Regions from separate parts of the Homo sapiens genome. Here region 2 is linked to region 1. The links are chromatin loops, found by intact Hi-C in ENCODE. Cell type or tissue: ascending aorta. All regions are shown on one strand. Links, peaks and the distances in the headings refer to the core of each region. The heading gives the core; the rest is flanking DNA. Region 1 has its middle 72 kb from the start of IL1R1. Region 2 has its middle 22 kb from the start of IL1R1.

Region 1 (9,674 bases), core at 1-8,000:
GTCCAACGTGCTTTGCAGGACTTAGAGGCATTTCCCGGACTCGCGGAGACCTACCTTTCTATTGACTCTCTCTATTTTTTTTTTTTAAACAGTGGCCACCACCCTCCCCCAACCTTGTGCCTTTCCTGGAGCCCCGTCTGCTTTTTTCCTTGCATGTTTTGCACATGCTGTTGGCTTCTGCCATGTGCTTCGTCCTCTTCTCTGTCCAGTGCAGCCCTTTCTGACTTTTCAGTCCCTGCCCAGCTGCAAAGTCTTCCTTCACCCCTTGGGTGCTTTGTGCGCTTGTTTGTTGTAGTGCTTCTCAGGTCTTGTTTTATTTTCTCAATCTGATTTTTAAAGATGAACTTATTTTGTTCTAATTCACAAACAAGAAAATGCACCTGTTTTAAGTGTGCAGTTTGACGAATTTTGAAAAATGTATAGACCTGTGTAATAACCACAACAGGCAAGATATAGGATATTTCTAACCCCTCAAAAGATTCCCTTCTGCCCCTTCCTGGTCAATTCCCCTTACCCCAGTCCTACAAAATTATTGGTTTGATTTCTATCATTATAGATTTGAAGGTCTTTCCTGGAGCTTCATATAAATGGAGCATAGAGTACGTGCTTGTGTGTGTCTAGTTTCTTGCACTCAGAATGATGTTTTGGGATTCATCCATGTTGTGTGCGCCAGTAGATCATGAGCACTATTCAATTGTGTGACTGTGCCACAGTTAGTTTACCAGTTCTCCTGCAGCTTGGGCACTTTCTAATTTTGGGCTATTATTTTTAAACTTACTCTGCAGTACAGCTGTTTCATGGGCAGATATTTTTATTCTCTTGAGTAGACACCTAGGAATGGAACTACTGAGTCAAAGACAGGCATATATTTAGTTTTATATGAAAGTGCCAGCATTCCCCCCCGAGTGGCTGCAGCATTGCACATTCTCCCCAGCAGCGCAGAGAGCTCTGGTTGCTCCGCATCTTTGCCGACATTTGTTCTTGCCCATCTTCTAAATTTTAGCCGTTCTGATAGGTGTGCAGCACTCGCTTGTTGCGTTAATTTACATTCCCCTTTATCACAGTGTATTTTAATTATCTGCTTAAGAGTCAGTCTCACCCGTCAGAATTCAGTGCAGGGAAACTGCATTCACTTTTGCTGGTTGAATGAACAGTCTGAACGCCACATGGTCCTTTTCCTCACTCCACTTAAAATCAAACAGGGACAGCCGGGTGTGGTGGCTCAAGCCTGTAATCCCAGCACTTTCAGAGGCTGAGGTGGGTGGATCACCTGAGGTCAGGGGTTCAAGACCAGCCTGGCCAACATGGTGAAACCCTGTCTCTACTAAAAATATGAGAAATGAGCTGGGCCTGGCGGCGGCGCCTATAATCCCAACTACTCGGGAGGCTGAGGCAGGAGAATTCCTTGAATCCAGAAGGCAGAGGTTGTAGTGAGCCGAGATCGTGCCACTAGACTCCAGCCTGGGCAACACAGCAAGACTCCATCTCAAAACAAACCAAAACAAAAAAACTCCAGTACATCCTGGACAGATGATGCATTGGTGCCAGGTGAAGGTGGGGTGACTGACCATCCCAGTGTGCCCAGGCCTGAGGGATCTCTTGGGCTGCAGGACATTCAATCCTAAAACCAGGACTATCTTGGGCAAACTAGGATGGCTGGTCATCCAGGGAAGGTAAGGGGCCAGCATGAAGATAGCAGTGTGACATTTAGTCATAATTACACCAAAATGGGACTTTCTTTCTCTATAATTGATCTTAACTTAGCTCATGAATCCCTACTTCTGCTTATGGTGGAAAAATTCAGTTTTTTCCAGCTGGTATGGTTTGAATGTGTCCCCACCCAACTCTCACCTTGAATTTTAATAATTCCCACTTGTCAAGGGTGAGGCCAGGCCGGGCACGGTGGCTCACGCCTGTAATCCCAGCACTTTGGGAGGCCGAGGTGGGCAGATCACGAGGTCAGGAGATCGAGACCATCCTGGCTAACACGGTGGAACCCTGTCTCTACTAAAAATACAAAAAATTAGCTGGGCGTGGTGGCAGGCACCTGTAGTCCCAGCTATTTGGGAGGCTGAGGCAGGAGAATGGCGTGAACCCGGGAGGCGGAGGTTGCAGTGAGCTGAGATCGCCCACTGCACTCCAGCCTGGGTGACAGAGCGAGACTCTGTCTTAGAAAAAAAAAAAAAAAGGGGGTGAAGGGGTGAGGCCAGGTGGAGATAACTGAATCATGGGGGCAGTCTCCCTGATACTGTTCTCAAGGTAGTGAATAGGCCTCATGAGATTTGATGGTTTTATAAAGGGCAGTTCCCCTGCACACACTCTCTTGCCTGAAGCCATGGCAGCCATGTAAGATGTGACATTGCTCCTCATTTGCCTTCTGCCATGATTGTGAGGCCTCCCCAGCCATGTGGAACTGTGAGTCCATTAAACCTCTTTCCTTGATAAATTACCCAGTCTTGGGTATGTCTTTATGAGCAGTGTGAGAACAGACTAATACACCATCTCAGGGTCACTCAGGTCCTCTCAGTCCTACATATGGTTACTTAAGGGTTTGAAAGAGCTCAAGATTCTTTGCCTTTCTTCTTTTCCTCTCTTCTCTCATTGCTGCCCACAATTGGAGCTGCTTAGTGATATGGACCTGGTCACTGCACCTTGTGCTGTTGATTTCTGTGTGTCCTGCATGGGCCCTGCATGGGTCCGTGGGGCACGTGCTTTGTAGGAATAGCCCAGGAACTTTCCAAAACCCTTCTGTAGCTTGCTGGGGTGATTTGAACCTTGAGACTTCCCTCAAGCCCATCTTCCCAGGTATCCCTCCCTCCCCTACCCACTGCCAACCCCCTTGTTGCCCATCCACAGGCTCCATCGTGGAGTGGGCTTCAATCCAAGGTTTACAGTCTCTGGCTGGAGCCTGGAAATCAACACAATTTCCTCGTTTTCTCATGCCCCCTACTCCCTAACTTCCATTTCTGCCCCAACCCTAGTCATCTTCCCTCAGTGTTCATTGTGTTATGTGCTGGTTCAAACGTGTACTTCCCTTGAACAGGAACTCTCTGGTTTATGGCATAACGTTATGCTCCAGGCTCTTGATATATAAGGATATGTTCTAGAGTTCCAACAAATAAAAGCAAAAATAAAACCAAAATTCTTCTCTCTCAAGTGGCAGACTTAAAAGTCAAGGTTTTTAAGATTCACATTTTGAAAAATCAGCTTGGTGACTATGCTGGTTTCTCGACTCCATCCTGTGCTTGCCCTCCTGTCAGGGCAGTGCCCGGCGAATGCAACCTGCTGCCTTAGTGTGGGGGCAGAAGGCATAGGGGAGGATGGAGGAGAGAGTCGGCTCTGGAGTGAGGTTTGAAGGCTTACTGGAGATGTGTGACCGGAGATTGACTTTAAAGGGCAAACTTTGGCTAAGGGGGTGCGGGGGCTGGAAACCCCTTCCACAGAAGAAACCTGGCAAGAATCAAAGCACAAAGTTGGCTGCGCCTGGTGTCAGCCCCTGATAAGCAGCCTGACTGCAGGGGAGGACGTGGCTACAGGGCAGATAAGATGTAAGGGTGGCTGAGGAGGTCCCTGGGCAGTTTATCTCATACCTCCCACTGGCTTCTGCGAGCCCAGGTGGGTGCCAAGGTTAGCCACCTCCCCCAAACCTGCTCTCCTATTCGCAGCACAACCCTCCTGGACAAAGCGTTTTTCCTCAGCCTTCACCACCCATGGAGGAGGTGTGATTACCTCTATTCACAGAAAGGAGACTGGGACCCAACCAAGGCAAGTCATTTGCTTCAGACCACAGAGCAAAGAATCATTCTGTCATTCCAGAAATATTTGTCAGGCGCCCCTGGTGTGTCAGGTAGGTGCACCTTGAACATTTGTTTAATTTGTACTTAATAACATTTTCAAGAGGACATTACCTCCTTAAGTGAAAAATCTGTGAGGAGTTTTCTATCTTTCTAAGTCTTTGTGGCACACTTATCACATGCATAGTACTATTTCTCAAGTTACCCAGGCACACACAGATGTATGGCTTTCAGGAAGCCATACATCTGTGTAGCTCTGAGGCCCAGCCTTGTTCAACACTTCACTCAGAAGAATTGCTGGCCTGATGACCAACAATAATTGTCAACAACTTAAAACTTCATTGACGGCTCCTAAAAAAAATCAGTGTGCATGTGTGTGTGTATGTGTGTGTGCGTGTGTGTGTGTGTGTGTGTATGAGTGTGTGTATAACATTCATTACTGCAAACTGGAATGGAGTGGGGCTGGAAGGCAGCCCAGAAGCAAGGCTCAGAGCCTGGAGCTGCTGACCTCTTGGGGACACTGCAGCCCTGGCCTGGCCTACTTTTCTCTTCTCCCATATCTGGAAAATGAAAGTAGCCTGACGTATCCGGGGACCCGGCCCAAGACTCCACCCATTGGCAGCTCTTCACTTGTATCTTTTCATATCAAAAATGGGAGGTGACACCCAGTTTAAGGAAAATTCCAAGGCATTTGTCTCGACTAATGTGAAAGATGATTACAGTGGCCAGAGGACTGCCAAGGCTCCTTCTCAAGCTGCTTGAGTCAATGAGGGTAAGGTTTTAAAGGGCCCGCCCTGGCTTCCTTGGGCCTGTAGTTTGTGACTGTGTCGTTTTCAGAGTGGGAAGGCCCAGAGTTGGCCCCATGGAATTCTTTCTGCTTCTAGGGTGTTTGAAGAGATAGAAAGCCAGGGTAAGGTTCACCGAACCTCCAAGCAAAAATAAATTTCCAGAAGGGGCCCCTTTACTCTGAGGACATTGAATAGCAACAAAAACTACCACTGAAGAGTCATTTTGTCCCAGGCCCTGTGCTGGAAACTTTGAACACCTGTGTTCACCCCTCCCTCATGACACTCATGAAGATATACCATGGCTGTCTTTATTTTCTAGGTGGGAATCTCAGGCTTGAGGGTTGGGGTGGCTTGGGGAAGGTGTGTATCTAAGAGGTAGCTCTTATTTATTTTTACTTCTAGAGATTAAGACACATTCTTTTTCAAGATAGACATGGAACTGTCAAAAAGGATTAAAAGTTAAATAAGGATAAGGTTATGTAAATTGATCTTATGTAAAAAAAAACACTAAGATATTTGAAGACTAGGCATCATTATGTGTTATATCATGATTTTTAAAATGATGCTACCAAGAGTACTTCAGAGGTCCAAAGCTGAAATATATTTGTATACTTATATATATAAAGTAAGGGATACTTATTTAAAACCTCAAAAAATCAGAAGTATGTAAAGGAAGAAATAAAAGCTCCCTCTTCCCTTCTGATTCTAATTTATATCAAATTTATATCTCTATCTGTAGCTCAATTTGCCTTTTTAACTAAATAGGGTGATATCACACATATCATTCCTTAACACTTTTCTCTCTTAACGACTTCTAATGGACATCTATTTGTGGCACTGTATATAGGGCATACTTTCTTGAAAAATCCATTGCATGGTATTTTATTCTTGAATAAATCACTTGCATGGCATTTTATTGTAAGATTGTGTCATAATGTATTTATTCAGTTCCCTGGTGATGGCTTTATCATGTGGCTTTTGGCTGAAAGTATCAGAAAGTGGCCCAAACTGGCTTACATAAATTTACCATCTCATGTAACTGAAGTTCAAAGAAAGAGTGGCTTCTGAGTGGGTTCCATACTACTAGCATAATATTTGGCATTTCCCTGTATGTCCCCTCCTCTGTGTGTTGGTTTTGTTTGAAGATTCTTTCCCTTTATGGTGGCAAAATGGTTTTTGTAGTGGCACCAGGCTTTACAACCTCTTGTGAGGGAAGAGGGAGAAATGCCATGCCTTAATGTGCCAAGAAGGAGGTGTGAGATCCACCCTGGTTGAACCCCATGGTGCCGGTGTCCTCTCCTAGACCAGTGGCTGCCAAGGGCCATCTTCCGAGGAAGCACCTGGACTATACATCCTCCACAATGGGCCCTTAGAATTGGTCCATATTTTTCAAAATTGCAAATAATGTGTAAAATCATTGTACTTGGCCGGGTGTGGTAGCTTATGCCTGTAATCCCAGCACTTTGGGAGGCCGAAGTGGGGGGAATCAGCTGAGGTCAGGAGTTCGAGACCACCCTGGCTGACACGGCAAAACCCCGTCTCTAGTAAAAATACAAAAAAATTAGCTGGGCATGGTGGCCTGTGCCTGTAATCCTAGCTACTAGGGAGGCTGAAGCAGGAGAACTGCTTGAACCCGGGAGGTGGAGGTTGCAGTGAGCCGAGATTGTGCCATTGCACTCCAGCCTGGGTGACAGAGCAAGACTCTGTGTCACCAAAAAAAAAAAAAAAGAAAAAAATTCGTACACTTTACATATAGCACTGTTTACTTGGGCAATTATCTGTTTAGGATAAACTAGAAATAATATTGCTAAGCCAAATAGAATATAGGTTTTAAAAGTTTGGCGCTTTATCCTCCAAAACAGATTTTAATAGTTTACACTTGTAATAGATGTACCTGGTTTCTTATACCTCACTTACTGGAATATTAGAAATCGTTTAGTCTCTACCAAAACATGGCATTTTTCTATTATCTTAATTCACATTTCTTTGGTTATTAGTAATCTTGAACATGTTTTTCACGTCTATTGGCTTTTTGCTTTTTGCTTATTGCTTTTTGCTTCTTTCTTTTTTCTTCTGTGGACTGTTTATTCATGTCTTTTGCAGTATTCTCTCTTGGATTTGTGAGAATTGTTTATTTATTATAAACATTAAACCTTGATTGGTAATACATGTTGCAAATATTTTTCCCTAAGTTTTCATTGATTTGCCAAACTTAGTTTTTTTTTCCAAGTTGTCTTTTCTATGCAAAAGTTTTCGCTTTTTTGTAGGTGAAACTATGAGAAATTTTCCTTTACCATTTCCGAGTTTAATGTCATGCTAAGTCCTTCCTGTCTTGGGAAGATGTGTTCACAGCCCACTGACTGAAGGCCCTTCCCGGCCAGTTCTGAGCTTGAGCTGAGTCAAATGTAAACAGCTCCTGGGGCTGTGGGTATAGAAACTCCCTTTCTCTTTGGGTCTGGAATACCATGATGCCTTTTCCCTGTCCTCATTTTTCTTAAATGTTTTCATTTAATCCAGGCATTATGTACTGGGGGATCAACTATTCGCAAAACTCAGTAAAAGGCGGATTCCCAAGGCTCCACTTTGGATGCAGTAGGTCTGGGGCCAAAGCATGTGAGAAAAAAAGTGTCAGCATTTATTCATTCCACAGCTATTTCATGAGGGTTCAGGGCATCATTCTGGGGACCACGGATACAATACGGTGAACATCATAGACAAGGTTCTTATTCTCATGTAGCCTAAATTCTACTGGGGGAGATGGATAATAGGTGAACAAATAAACAAACAAACTCATCTGGCACCAAAAAGTCCACTAGGCAAAGTGCTGACTGTGAAGAAAAGCTGGGGTGGAAAGAGAGGCCATGGCCCCTGCAAAATGGAATAGGAACAAAGATTTAATCATTTGCCTCTGAAAAATCTCAGTGATGAGTTCCTTCCCTCCCTTCCCTCAACCTCCAGTGTAGAGGAGACTGATGATGATTGACAGGGAAGCACTGGTGGCTTCTCAGAAGTCCATGTGCCTCTTCCACTGCCTTAGTCACCCCTTACTCTGCATTTTCACAGAATCTCAGTGAAATTGCTTAAACCTCTGAGTACCTGAGAGATACTCAGGGCTCTTTCTTGGATGCCAAATAGATAAAATATTGACTCTTAAACATATGTCTGAATTCCTCTTGCCTTTCCAAGGTAGGAGACCATACCATACTCATTTGACAGCACCATTTACGGTCAACAAATCTCTAAGCTCAAAGAAGAGAAGAGGCAAAAAGCAACCCTACCTTATGCAATTAAAAAAAAATCTCCCTTTATAGAGTTTCATTGACCCTTTCTTAAAACCCCCTAAAATGGACGTCAACAATGCCCCTCTTTTATGATGAGAGGATGGAGGAGCAAACAGGTCGAGGGACTTATTCCAATCGAACGTCTCAGTAGCTCAGTCCCAAGGAGCTCTGCCCCAGTAGTGCCACTTCAAGTCCCATGTTCTTTTCATCTTGTGAGTGATGAGCAGCACGTGGTCTCTAGGTTTGCAATATAATTTAGGATTTACTCCTTGGGTTTAGTTTTGGTAACTCTCAAAGAAGTTCAAATATTAAGAATTTTGCTAGCTGTTTTAGTAATCTATTGCTGTGTAACTACCTCTTCCCCTACCCCCAGTCCAGAAAACAACAACCATCTTCTCTTTTCTCGTGGTTCTGTGGGCAGTTCTGCTCCACATGACGTGGTCTGGGGCTGCAGTCCTGTGGATGCTTCTTTGGGCTGGTGAGGTTCCATATGGTGCTTTCACACGTCTGGTGCTTTGGTGAGACAGTGGGGAGGCTGGGCTCAGATGGCAAGCTGTGATGACTGGGCCTATCTGCCCATGTCATCTCTGGGCCTCTCCATATGGTCTTTCTGCATTCTCTCCAGCCGGGTGGCCTATTCCTTACATGGTAGTTTGGGGCTCCTAAAAGTGCAGACATGGAAGCTGTTCAACCTTTGTGAGATGCTGCCCCAGAGCTAGCCTAACATCCCTTCCTCTGCCCTCTATGGGTAAAGCAGAAGCACCAAATTCAAGCTGGGAGGAAAACAAACTTCCTCTTTCAAAGGCGAAAGTGACAAAGAATTTGCAGGCCGTTTAAATCCACCACATTGTCCAGTCAGGAGCACCCATTTTCTCATTGACCTTCTGCTAAGTGAAGAGGTAGAAGGAATTTTCACAATGGCTTTTAGAAAAGTAAAACAATACAGGAAGGGATTTTGCTGTCATTTAAAACATGGTCTGCTCCAGATGGAGGATTTGGTGATTTTTATTTTCTTCTTTACTAAACATTTCTGCATTTCATGAAGTTTTTCAGTGCATCATTTTTATTATCAGAAAAACAATGACATTTTATTAAATATATATATATTTAACTCATTAATTATCTAACTCATTGAATATATATTTTCATTCTATATGTATATATATGTGTGTTTACATATAAACGTGTGTTATGCGTATTCTTTATACATTTTTCTCTTGTTTTTTGAGTTGGACCTTGGCAAAGTCAGTGGTGACACCTGGATTACCTTGTGTTAACTTTAATCAGTTATGTGACATCCATGGGATTGGCAAGTAAAACAAGTTATTGGTAGTGGGAGTTTGAATAGATGGCTTCTAAACACCCTCCCAGACACTGTACCTTCAACTCTCTGATCTCATCCAATCCAGACCAACACTTCTTTACTAAGTTTCTCTGTTAATCAGTTTGCACAGGAAAATGTTTCCATTCAACACATATGTATGATGAGCATGTTGTGACACTGGCTCTGTGTAGACATAGTGGGCACTGAGGAAATCTGGGGATCCTGCCATTAGGAGCTTGTGAGCTGGCGGGGAGCTATGGTGATGCACAAAATTATAACACATGCTAAAAGAACACAGTTAAAAGAGAAATAAAATTTAAATGTTAAAGAGGTGATTACCAGTTATTTGAAAAAAAAATTCACCTCTTTCCAAGGAGATTAGATTTCTACTTTTAGAATTCTTCATACAAATACACATATTTTGAGTTCTTGATCTCAGAACCCCATTGCATATATTGCATGCAACTGGTTTGCAAGTTTTTGGTAC
Region 2 (9,755 bases), core at 1,756-9,755, 52 kb after region 1:
ACGAGCAAGAAAAGAGGTAGACATTAGGGAAACTTGCAAGGAAATGGGCACATAGTAAACATGGGTACATCAAGGGCGAGGAGAGGAACACATTCCAAAAGGTAGGATCAAGGGAGACTGAGGAGCATCTGGAATGCTATACTGAGTGGTCTGGGCTTTGTTTGGGAGGCAGTGGAGCCTTGCATGGCAGGTTTTGACATCCAACCTTGCAGCAAACGGCAAATAGGAGCTTGCTCAGCAGTATTTATATGGCGAATCTGGATTATTTAGAAGGAAATTGTGTTTCTGTCTCACTGTGTGGCCCATGTAGGTTGCATAGTTGCAGTATCTTCAACTTTGCATTGACAAGGTGGGTGCGTTGCACTGGGTCGAGATGGTTCAGATGTCCCCCAATGCATTGCTGCTTTCGACATCTCTCCATTTCTCTAGCTTCTAACACTTTGTTTGTCTCTCTTCAACCACCATGCTGAGAAAAAAGTTTAAGGGCTTTTCTTGTTCCCCCACGTAATCTTGGCAAGTAATAACAGTGAACCCTGGAGATGGAAAGAAGTGTGGATGTTAGGAGACTGGATTGCTAGCATGGCATTAACAATTTTTGGCTATGTTGACTCTCAAGTAAATATGGCAACTGCTTTTGCTTTTCCTTTTCAAAATACAAAGATAAAATTTAAGGGGAAGTGAGATTTTGGCATAAATGGCTGACTCTTCTGCAAATAGCATTTCTGGATTAATTTTATTACATCCAATTGCTCTTCCATGTATTCCGATAATTTTATTTGTAATAAAGTTCATAAGTGCTGTTGGTGATTAGCCAAAAAAAAGAGTAAAGGGAGGTCAACTTTTGTGTAGTTGAGATCACTTTTTCTAAGTCTGATTTTAAATTGGGTGGTTTGTACTGTGTTAGCAATGTTAGAGGATACAAACAACCATAACAACAAAACAGCAACAGCAGCAGGAAGGTCATCCACCCGTGCTGAAAACCTCCTTCCTCTTGGGTTCACTTTTCCTTCTAGTGGGGGAAATGGTGAAATCACGTTAGCACTTTCTACTCTTGGTCCTGGTGTCTTCTTTATGACCTCGTAACATTTTCCTAGATAAAATTTGCATGTCTCTAACTTCTGAGTTCCACTTCTTACTGTTCTCATGTTCATTCATTATTCCATTGTGACGTGTTTGGCTGAGTTTGAAAGACTCTAATGATAAGTGGAGAAGGAAAAAATGACTTTTATAATAAAAGGTAACACTTAATGACATGAATCTGAGACACATGACTAAGTAAGAAAATAAAATATTGACGTCTTGGTTTTAAATATTGGGCAACACCATCTCATGTTTATCCTTTTTCTCATCAAACCGCATGTCCAATTTTGGATTAGGAAGACATTCTTACTGTACTTATGGTACGCCTGCAATCATGGTGCCTCCTCTGTCTATTTTTGGGTTGACCAAATAACAACGCAAAGCACTGAGTGCCAACCACCACAACAAGGACTTGGTCTGTATTTGTCCATATGCTTGCACTTCCCCCAAGGTGGACACTGTCATCCCCATGAATGGATGAGGGAAGAGAAGCTGACAGAACACAGCTGGAAAGAGCAGGGTGAGAGGTCACTGTGGGCCTCTCCCATCAGTGATTTGGTGCTATTTGTGGCCTCTGCAGGCATGGACATATCCTGTTGACATTACAAAATAAAATGGATGCAAATATTATTGTTTAGTGTCTTCCAATTTCTTGGATCCTTAAATAGCTGCCAACATCGCTCTTCAGTTATTTATGTACACAAAGAGCTATTTCTGAATATCCGTCCTAATTTTCTTCTGGCCTGTTCCCTGCATATTAATGTATTCCAATGAATCCCACCCATTCCAAAGAGAACTGAAGCAAGCTTGTGGCTTGTTTAGATGTGGTCCAAGTCTGTGTGGTCCCCTCAGGGAGGTGTAGTAAGGATTTCTCAGAACCGGTGTTTGCGTGTGAGGGAAGCCTGCTGAGCAGAGAGCGTTTACATTGCCCAGTGTTCCGAGTGCTTGAGTTTCAATAGTTACCTTAGTTTATTAGGACCTTGGAAGAGTACCAAAGCTGTGAGTTCCTGGGAGTTTTCCGTCAAAATCAGTCCTCTGGCATGGTAAAGAATATGTTTGTAAAGGAACAAGAAAAAAATATATAATTTTTCTAAATATATATATAGGAAATGTATATATATATACACATATAATATATATATAGACAAAATAAAAATATATATTTGATCTCTGGCCCTGATTCCCAGCACAGAGCTCCTAACTTCTTGGAATTTCCTGGGTGATGGGAGTCTTTTGTTCTAATGAAGCTCCTGGGAGGAGAATGGTCACTAGAAAGAACAGATTAGAAGCTTGGGAATTTCAGTCCTACCCCCATCCTCTGGGAAGACCTGGAGGCTGGAGATTGAGTTAATGATCAGTGATGTTCAAGTAACAAAGTCTTGTAAGAATCCCAGAACTCTGGGGTTTGGGGAGCTCCAGGGCTGCTGAACATGTGGAGGGTAGCCCACCCGGAGAGGGCAAGGAAGCGCACTTCCCCTCCCATACACCTCGCCCTGCATATCTCTTCATCTGGCTGTCTTCTGTATCCTTTATTGTATTCTTTATTACATAGTAAGCTGGGAAATGTGTTTCCCTGAGGTCTGTGAGCCATCCCAGCAAATTATGAAATCCAAGGATGGGGTCGTAGGAACCCTGGTTTACAGCTGGTCAGTCAGACATATAGGTGACAACTTGGCACTTGTATTTGGTATCTGAAATGGGGGGCAGTCTTGTGGGACTGAACCCTTAACCTGAGGTCTGTGCTAACTCCAGTTAGTATCAGAATTGAATTGAATTGTGGGACACTCGGCTGGTGTCATTCAGCTGGTGTCAGAGTATTCCTTGACATCGCTTCAATCCCTGGTCACAGAAGTGTGTGGAGTGCAGGTATAGAAAAGGAAAAGTAGGGCCGGGTGTGGTGGCTCACGCCTGTAATCCCAGCACTTTGGGAGGCCAAGGTGGGAGGATCATGAGGTCAGGAGATCAAGACCATCCCGGCTAACATGGTGAAACCCTGTCTCTACTAAAAATAGGAAAAAATTAGCCAGGCGTGGTGGCAGGCACCTGTAGTCCCAGCTACTCGGGAGGCTGAGGCAGGAGAATGGTATGAACCTGGGAAGCAGAGCTTGCGGTGAGCCGAGATCGCTCCACTGCTCTCCAGCTTGGGCAACACAGTGAGACTGTGTCTCAAAAAAAAAAAAAAAAAAAAAAAGACAAGGAAAAATAGTTGTTTTTTATCTATCTCACGTTTATTTTAGATTACTCAAAATAAGCATATCTGAGCTTATATCTGCTGTGCAGAGCAACGAAAACATTTATGGGAGGGTAATGGCGGTAAACACTGTAACTTCATGCTGACGTTAGGTGGTAACTTCTCTTCGATAATTCAAGCTACCTAGTGATAATGTAAGTTCTTTATTGCACTTCAAAAGTATTTCTCTGTCCATGGAGGGCATTTCTTCTCAAAACACTTTGTACTTCCTTATGAAGTTGGAATATTTGCTATGGAAACCAAATTGTTCTTCCTTTGGCCTGCTGAAAATTAGAAAATAAATTTTGTGTGGTCAGTAGGTTATTGTTTTAAACTTAACTACATGAGATTAACTTCTGGAACTGAGATGCCAATGATGCAATTTCAGAATGCAGTTGTTGCACTCATTAAACACCACAGTTTGGGAAGGATCCCTGATCCACTTGGTGCTCAGTGGCTTTCTCAGCCTAACAGGGACATAGTTTGAAGAGTCTTAAACAAAAGTTACATAAGAACCGCAGATGACTAGCTGTTGGTTCCATAGGTAGATTTTCTTTTATTATCTTAGTTTTCAGCTTTATTGAGGTACAACTGACAAACAATAATTGTGTATATTTAAGGTATACAACATGAGGATTTGTTGTATGTACACATTATGGAATGATCACCACAATCAAGCTAACACATTCATCACCTTACATAGTTACCTGTTTTGTGTATGCATGGTGAGAACAGCTAAAATCAACTCTCTTAGCAAACTTCAAGTGTACGATACAGTATTACTCACTATAGTCACCACGTTGTCCATTAGGCCCTTCAGAACTTATTCATTTCATGATGAAAAATGTATATATTTTGATACCATTTCCCCCTTCCCTCCTTGGCAGCCACCACTCTACTCTCTGTAAATCATTCTTCTTGTCATTAGTCCCCTGTCAGAACTCTGTCGTGGCCCCTTCCAAACCTCCCCCTGAGCTATCAAAGCTTTCATTTACTGCCTCGGTATAATTAATTTTCAGTGCTTATTTGGCCAGATCGGACCTACAGCCCTCAGTGGTCTTTAAAGTGAAAAAAGTGAAAAGTCTTTAGCATGAAACCTTTGATGTGCATGTTGTGTGAGCGTATGTGTTTGAGTGTGTGGGTGTTCATGTGTAGTTTCATGAACGTGTGTGTGGGTTTTCATGTGTGTTGAGTCAGTGTGTATCATATGTTGTATATGGGTGTTATATGTATGGTGTGAATGTACGTGTTTGTTGTGTGTGTTTTGTGTGTGTTGCATGTGCTCTGTGGCTGTGTGTTGCATGAATGTGTGTCGTGTGTGCATTGTGTGCACGTGCCAAGTACCTGGCATGTATTTTACTAGGTGCTTAGTAAACATTTGTCACATGCAGGAAAGGCACAATTCCTGCCTCCATGAAGCTCACTGTGTAAACTCACAGGTGAATTGTCAATTCCTTAGGCACAGGGTCTGCGTTGTGTTCATTTTTCTGTCCTTCAGTGTCACACAGAGGCAGGCAACTCCGGCATAAAATGTGGGGCTCAGATGGGAAACAGGTATTGTATAATGAAACACAAATTTGCTCTCAATTCAGGTTTCCTGAAGCAGAAGCTTGTTTTCTTCAATTCACCTTTGCACACACTACACAATCCCATTCACTATTATGTTTGTCATGTATTATCCCTCCACGCTCTGCAGGTGGGTAGGGATTTGTTGGATTTGTTCCTAGATACACCTCAAGTACCTGGAACACTGCCTAGTACATGGTGTGCGCACAATAAAAAATTGGTTTAATGATCAAATGTAAGAGTAAATGAGTTCCGGCACATGTGGTCCACATCCGGGTTTTTAGCAGAACATAGGTATTATGATGTCTGTCACAGTTCACTCTAAATCTCAGCTGGTCTTGGCAAGCAGCTGCTTGGGGACTCTTCCTCTTGCTCCTGTCAGGCCCTAGTGTTAATCTGCATCCTGCAGGGTTTCCCTCTTAGGCTGTCATCATGGAGCTGGCCCCCGGGAGATGGCTCATCCTGCTTGGTCAATGGCCACGCTGTGCCCTTGGGTCCTTGCTGCAGCCTGTGCACTGTATGCCATTGACCCAGGGGTCTGGGACATCCAGCCACCCGGTGCTGACCACCATGGACTTTGCTGTTGCCTGCAGATGTCCGCCCCCCAACCCCCTGGTTTCTCTCCAGGCATCTTCTGTTCCTCTGGTTTCTCTCGCAACTTCTATCCCCCTCCTCGGTGCCTAGGAATTCTTGTCAGCTTCCTCCGCTTTGCCAGAGGCAGCCCTTGCAGCTGTGGAGCCACGTGTCACTGAGCACTGCCTTCTGGAAAGAGACTGCCATTTCCAGGCTGCTCCTCCACCAGCCCGGTGACTCAGTTTCTACTCCTTCTTCTGGAGTTGACCATCAGAGCTGAGCTCTTGCCTTCCTTCTTTCTCCTTCTGCAGATCTTCCCTCTAGCTCTACAGGAAGGGCCTCCCTGGCTGTGTGGTCAGAAGGTCTCCACTGTCCAAGTCCAGCCTGGCTTACTCTAGGGTTTATGGGTCCAGTCTTCCTCCATGACTCTTGAGATGTCAAGCCCAGTTTGGGGAGTTCAAAAATACCATTTTCTCTCTCTCAACAAAGCCTAGCACATTTTTTAAAACCACATTTTAACATTTCTGAAATTAGGATGCATCTTGCAATGGATAGTAGGTCCTAGTTATTTGGCAGCATTTTTTTTCTTATTGTACATATTACAGCTAACGATATTTTTGCTTAGGCTGTTGTCTTGCTATGGATTTAAACTCTATACTGGAGTTTAAAGCCATGCAACACTTTTTTGTTCTCAGCCTTCATCTTCCTCACCTCAAGGTAATAGATGCCTCTCCTTTAAAAATGTGAAGCTGCCAGGCAACCAGAATCAAGAAAAGGGCAGCCCTGGAAGATATACGTTTGTTTCATACATTCAAAAATAGGATTCCCAGTACCTAAGATCACCCTTTGAATCAATACACATGGGGCTGGACCACCTTAAGGCCATGGACTGGTTTCCATGCTATACTTTTAAATAAGGTCAAAGAAAAAATGTGTCCATCTCACAGGGGCCTGGCCTTCCTGGAAGAAGAAAACATACTGGTCAGTAAATAAGAATAGCTGGGCCCTTTGGCAGTTATAGATGTAATTTTCCACGAATAAGGCAGAATTGCATTCCACGCCTCTGTCTCATGAGAACATAATGAGTGTGAGACATGGAGAGACTGCATTTCTGAGTCAGGCCTGCTGAGATACAGGCCTAAAACTTTTATACTGAAGTCAGAGTTTTCTGTGTCAGTTCTCTCTCTCTCCCTGTCTCCTATGCACACATGCGCACAGAATAATGAGTGAGTGGACATGAAATAGAGAAGTGCTGTACCTGGCAATAGCAACTGAATCTAAAAAAAACAGTTTACTAACAGGCGTGAGTGAGGGGCGCTCAGTTATGAGTTGGTGATTTTAAGTATCAGGATCAGGTATGGGCCAGGTTTGTTCAAGCGAAAAATTGTAGTTAATATTCAGAAGGGCCTCGTGAAACCCAAGAGCAAGGACATAGCCATGTTTCTGGAAGAACTGGGACCAGCCAGGGAGGTTGTCTGCCAGGGTCTGAAGGAATCATTCTTCATTTCTTGTCTCCATTCCTTGCTTTTCTCTCTCTCTCTTTGAAAACTGGCTTTCCTTGTTTTCAGAAAACACAGTCACTCTGCATCTCCCAAGTGATGTTCAGAGCTAAACACTTTGTTTTGACTCCATCTATAACACATATGCATTAACTCCATGTATTTCAATGTAAAATTCTTGGGGAGAGCATGTGAATGCTGTAGCTTTGGGTCTAGCAAATATTCTTGGCCCCACCAGTCATGGCCAAGGTGTCTTTTAGGCTCATGCCTGTAGACTGAAAGCAGGGATCAGGGAAATTGGTTTACTTTAGTAAGAAATATAGGCATGCTGAGCAAATATCAACTGAGTAAACATCAACTGAAATACATAGAAATCATGAAAGATGGAATGCAGTATACTCACTCTATTTCCTTAAGGTACTTCTGCATTCCGATGCAATGTTTGTTGATTCAAAGGATAATGTAATAAAATGCCAAAGTTTTATCAATCAGAGACATTTGACTGCACATGTAATAATTCCATGCTATCTTTATTATCTGTGAAATTGTGTTTGTGTCTTATGGGACAAGTGTCATGAAACTCATTTTGAGAAGCAAGCTGAGATTTTGTAATAAATACATTTAGCTTTTTTTTGGAATGAGGCATACCCAGAGGTCCATGTTTAAAACAAATTAGAGTAAATCAAAGTAGCATTTACCATAAATATTAACGGTAAATGAAAAGGCTAGGGGAAATCTTTTTAAATTGTATCAAAATAATACTTTGTTTATACATAGGACAGCCACAGTGGCTCACACTTGTAATCCCAGCACTTTGGGAGGCCAAGGCAGACAGATCACCTGAGGTCAGGAGTTCCAGACCAGCCTGGCCAACATGGCGAAACCCCACCTCTACTAAAAATACAAAAATGTTAGCTGGTCATGGTGGCGTGCACCTATAATCCCAGCTACTTGGGAGGCTGAGGCAGGAGAATCTCTTGAGCCCTAGAGGTGGAGTTTGCAGTTAGCCGAGATCACGCCATTGCACTCCAGCCTGGGTGACAGAGTGAGACTGTGTCTTAATAAAATAAAATAAAATAAAATAAAATAAAATAAAATAATGTAACATGAATTCAATGTAAAAAAATTTAGAAATATGCCTACAGTGCCTCATATGGGTCTTTCTTGGTTGATAGGAATGAGACTTGGCAGAGATTAGGAAGGAGATGGTGAACAAGAGGGAGAAGGAGAGAGGTGAAAGGGATGGAAAGGGGAAGAGGGAAAGAGAAAGGGGTTTATCTTGTGAGATCACCTAAGTAAAGTACTCACACACTACCTCCTCTATTCTTGAGGCAGGGAAAGGTTAGACAAGGGTGCTGTGGGAGCTGGCAGGGTGGACACCTGTATTAGTCTGTTTCTGCACTGCTGTAAAGAAATACCCGAGACTGGGCACAGTGGCTCATACCTGTGGTCTCAGCATTTTGGGAGGCTGAGGTGGGCAGATTGCCCAAGGTCAGGAGTTCAAGACCAGCCTGGGCAACATGGTGAAACTCCATCTCTACTAAAAATAGAAAAATTAGCCAAGCATGGTGGTGCGCCTGTAATCCCAGCTACTCGGGAGGCTGAGGCAGGAGAATCGCTTGAACCCAGGAGGTGGAGGATGCAGTGAGCTGAGATTGCGCCACTGCACTCCAGCCTGGGTGACAGAGCAAGACTCCATCTCCCCCCCACCACTGCCCCCCCAAAAAAGAAATACTTGAGACTGGGTAATTTATAAGGAAAAGAGGTATAATTGGCTCACAATTCCACATGGCTGGGGAAGCCTCGGGAAACTTATAATCATTGTGGAAGGGGAAGCAAGTGCATCTGACATGGTGGCAGGCGGGAGAAGTGAAGTGAGAGCACAGGAAAAACTGCCACTTTTAAAACCATCAGATCTGGCCGGATGTGGTGGCTCATGCCTGTAATCCCAGCACTTTGAGAGGCCGAGGCAGGTGAATCACTTAAGGTCAGGAGTTTGGGACCAGCCTGGCCAACATGGTAAAACCCTGTCTCTATTAAATACAAAAATTAGCTGGGTGTGGTGGCTGGCACTTGTAATCCCAGCTACTCGGGAAGCTGAGGCAGGAGAATCACTTGAACCTGGGAGGCGGGGGTTGCAGTGAGCTGAGATTGTGCCATTGCACTCTAGCCTGGGTAACAGAGCAAGACTCTGTCTCAAAAAATAAAAAAAAATAAGACCTCCTGAGACTCACCCACTATCACGAGAACAGCATGGGGGAACCACCGCCATAATCCAATCACCTCCCATCAGGTTCCTCCCTTGACACATGGAGATTACAATCCAAGATGAGATTTGGGTGGGGACACAGAGCCAAACCATATCCTCACCCTTGCGGCTTGCCAGGCTGATGGCAGGGAACCTCTCATGGTGGCTCTTCCTCGGCTACCACACAACCGTCTAGAGTCCATTGATTGTTTAGCACATGCTGCCTTTACTCTGTAGAGTGTCTTGCTAGGAAAACCACAGGAGAGAACACATGCTTGCAACTCCCTTCATCATCTTTGCATCAAGAATAATTCTTGTCTCAACAACAAACAAACAAACGAAACCAATAACGAAAATTCTTCATCATATTTGCATCAAGAGTAATTCTAGCTTGGATTTAGACTGGCACAAACAATGTCTCCTGTTCTTCTTGGTCGTAGCTCTTGATAAACTTATTATTGTTTCATGGACTGGGAGCTTCCTGGGGAAGTGAAGGGGAGAGTTTCTGGCATGGGTTGAGGACAGTCATGAAGGTATGTTCAGAATGAAGTCACATGTA

What was found. A loop is a pair of places that touch in the nucleus more often than their neighbours do. Peaks named below come from ENCODE experiments on the same cell type or tissue, not always from the same donor. Only the 100,000 strongest peaks of a DNase experiment are listed, where the experiment ranks them.
Region 2: it touches region 1 in a loop (2.5-fold over the local background); 5 of 110 quality-filtered maps call a loop at or near these places.

Annotation. Positions count from the first base shown.
Region 1 is chr2:102,065,968-102,075,641 of GRCh38, forward strand. It overlaps a transcript of IL1R1 not described here. Among named protein-coding and RNA genes, the nearest start is that of IL1R1, 72 kb to the right of the region's middle. In ascending aorta, for the core only: a CTCF peak has its summit at 4,300; a DNase peak (open chromatin) is centred at 4,334; H3K27ac peaks cover 4,198 bases.
Region 2 is chr2:102,115,770-102,125,524 of GRCh38, forward strand. It overlaps a transcript of IL1R1 not described here. Among named protein-coding and RNA genes, the nearest start is that of IL1R1, 22 kb to the right of the region's middle. In ascending aorta, for the core only: no CTCF peak of the experiment used is centred there; a DNase peak (open chromatin) is centred at 6,542; H3K27ac peaks cover 1,609 bases.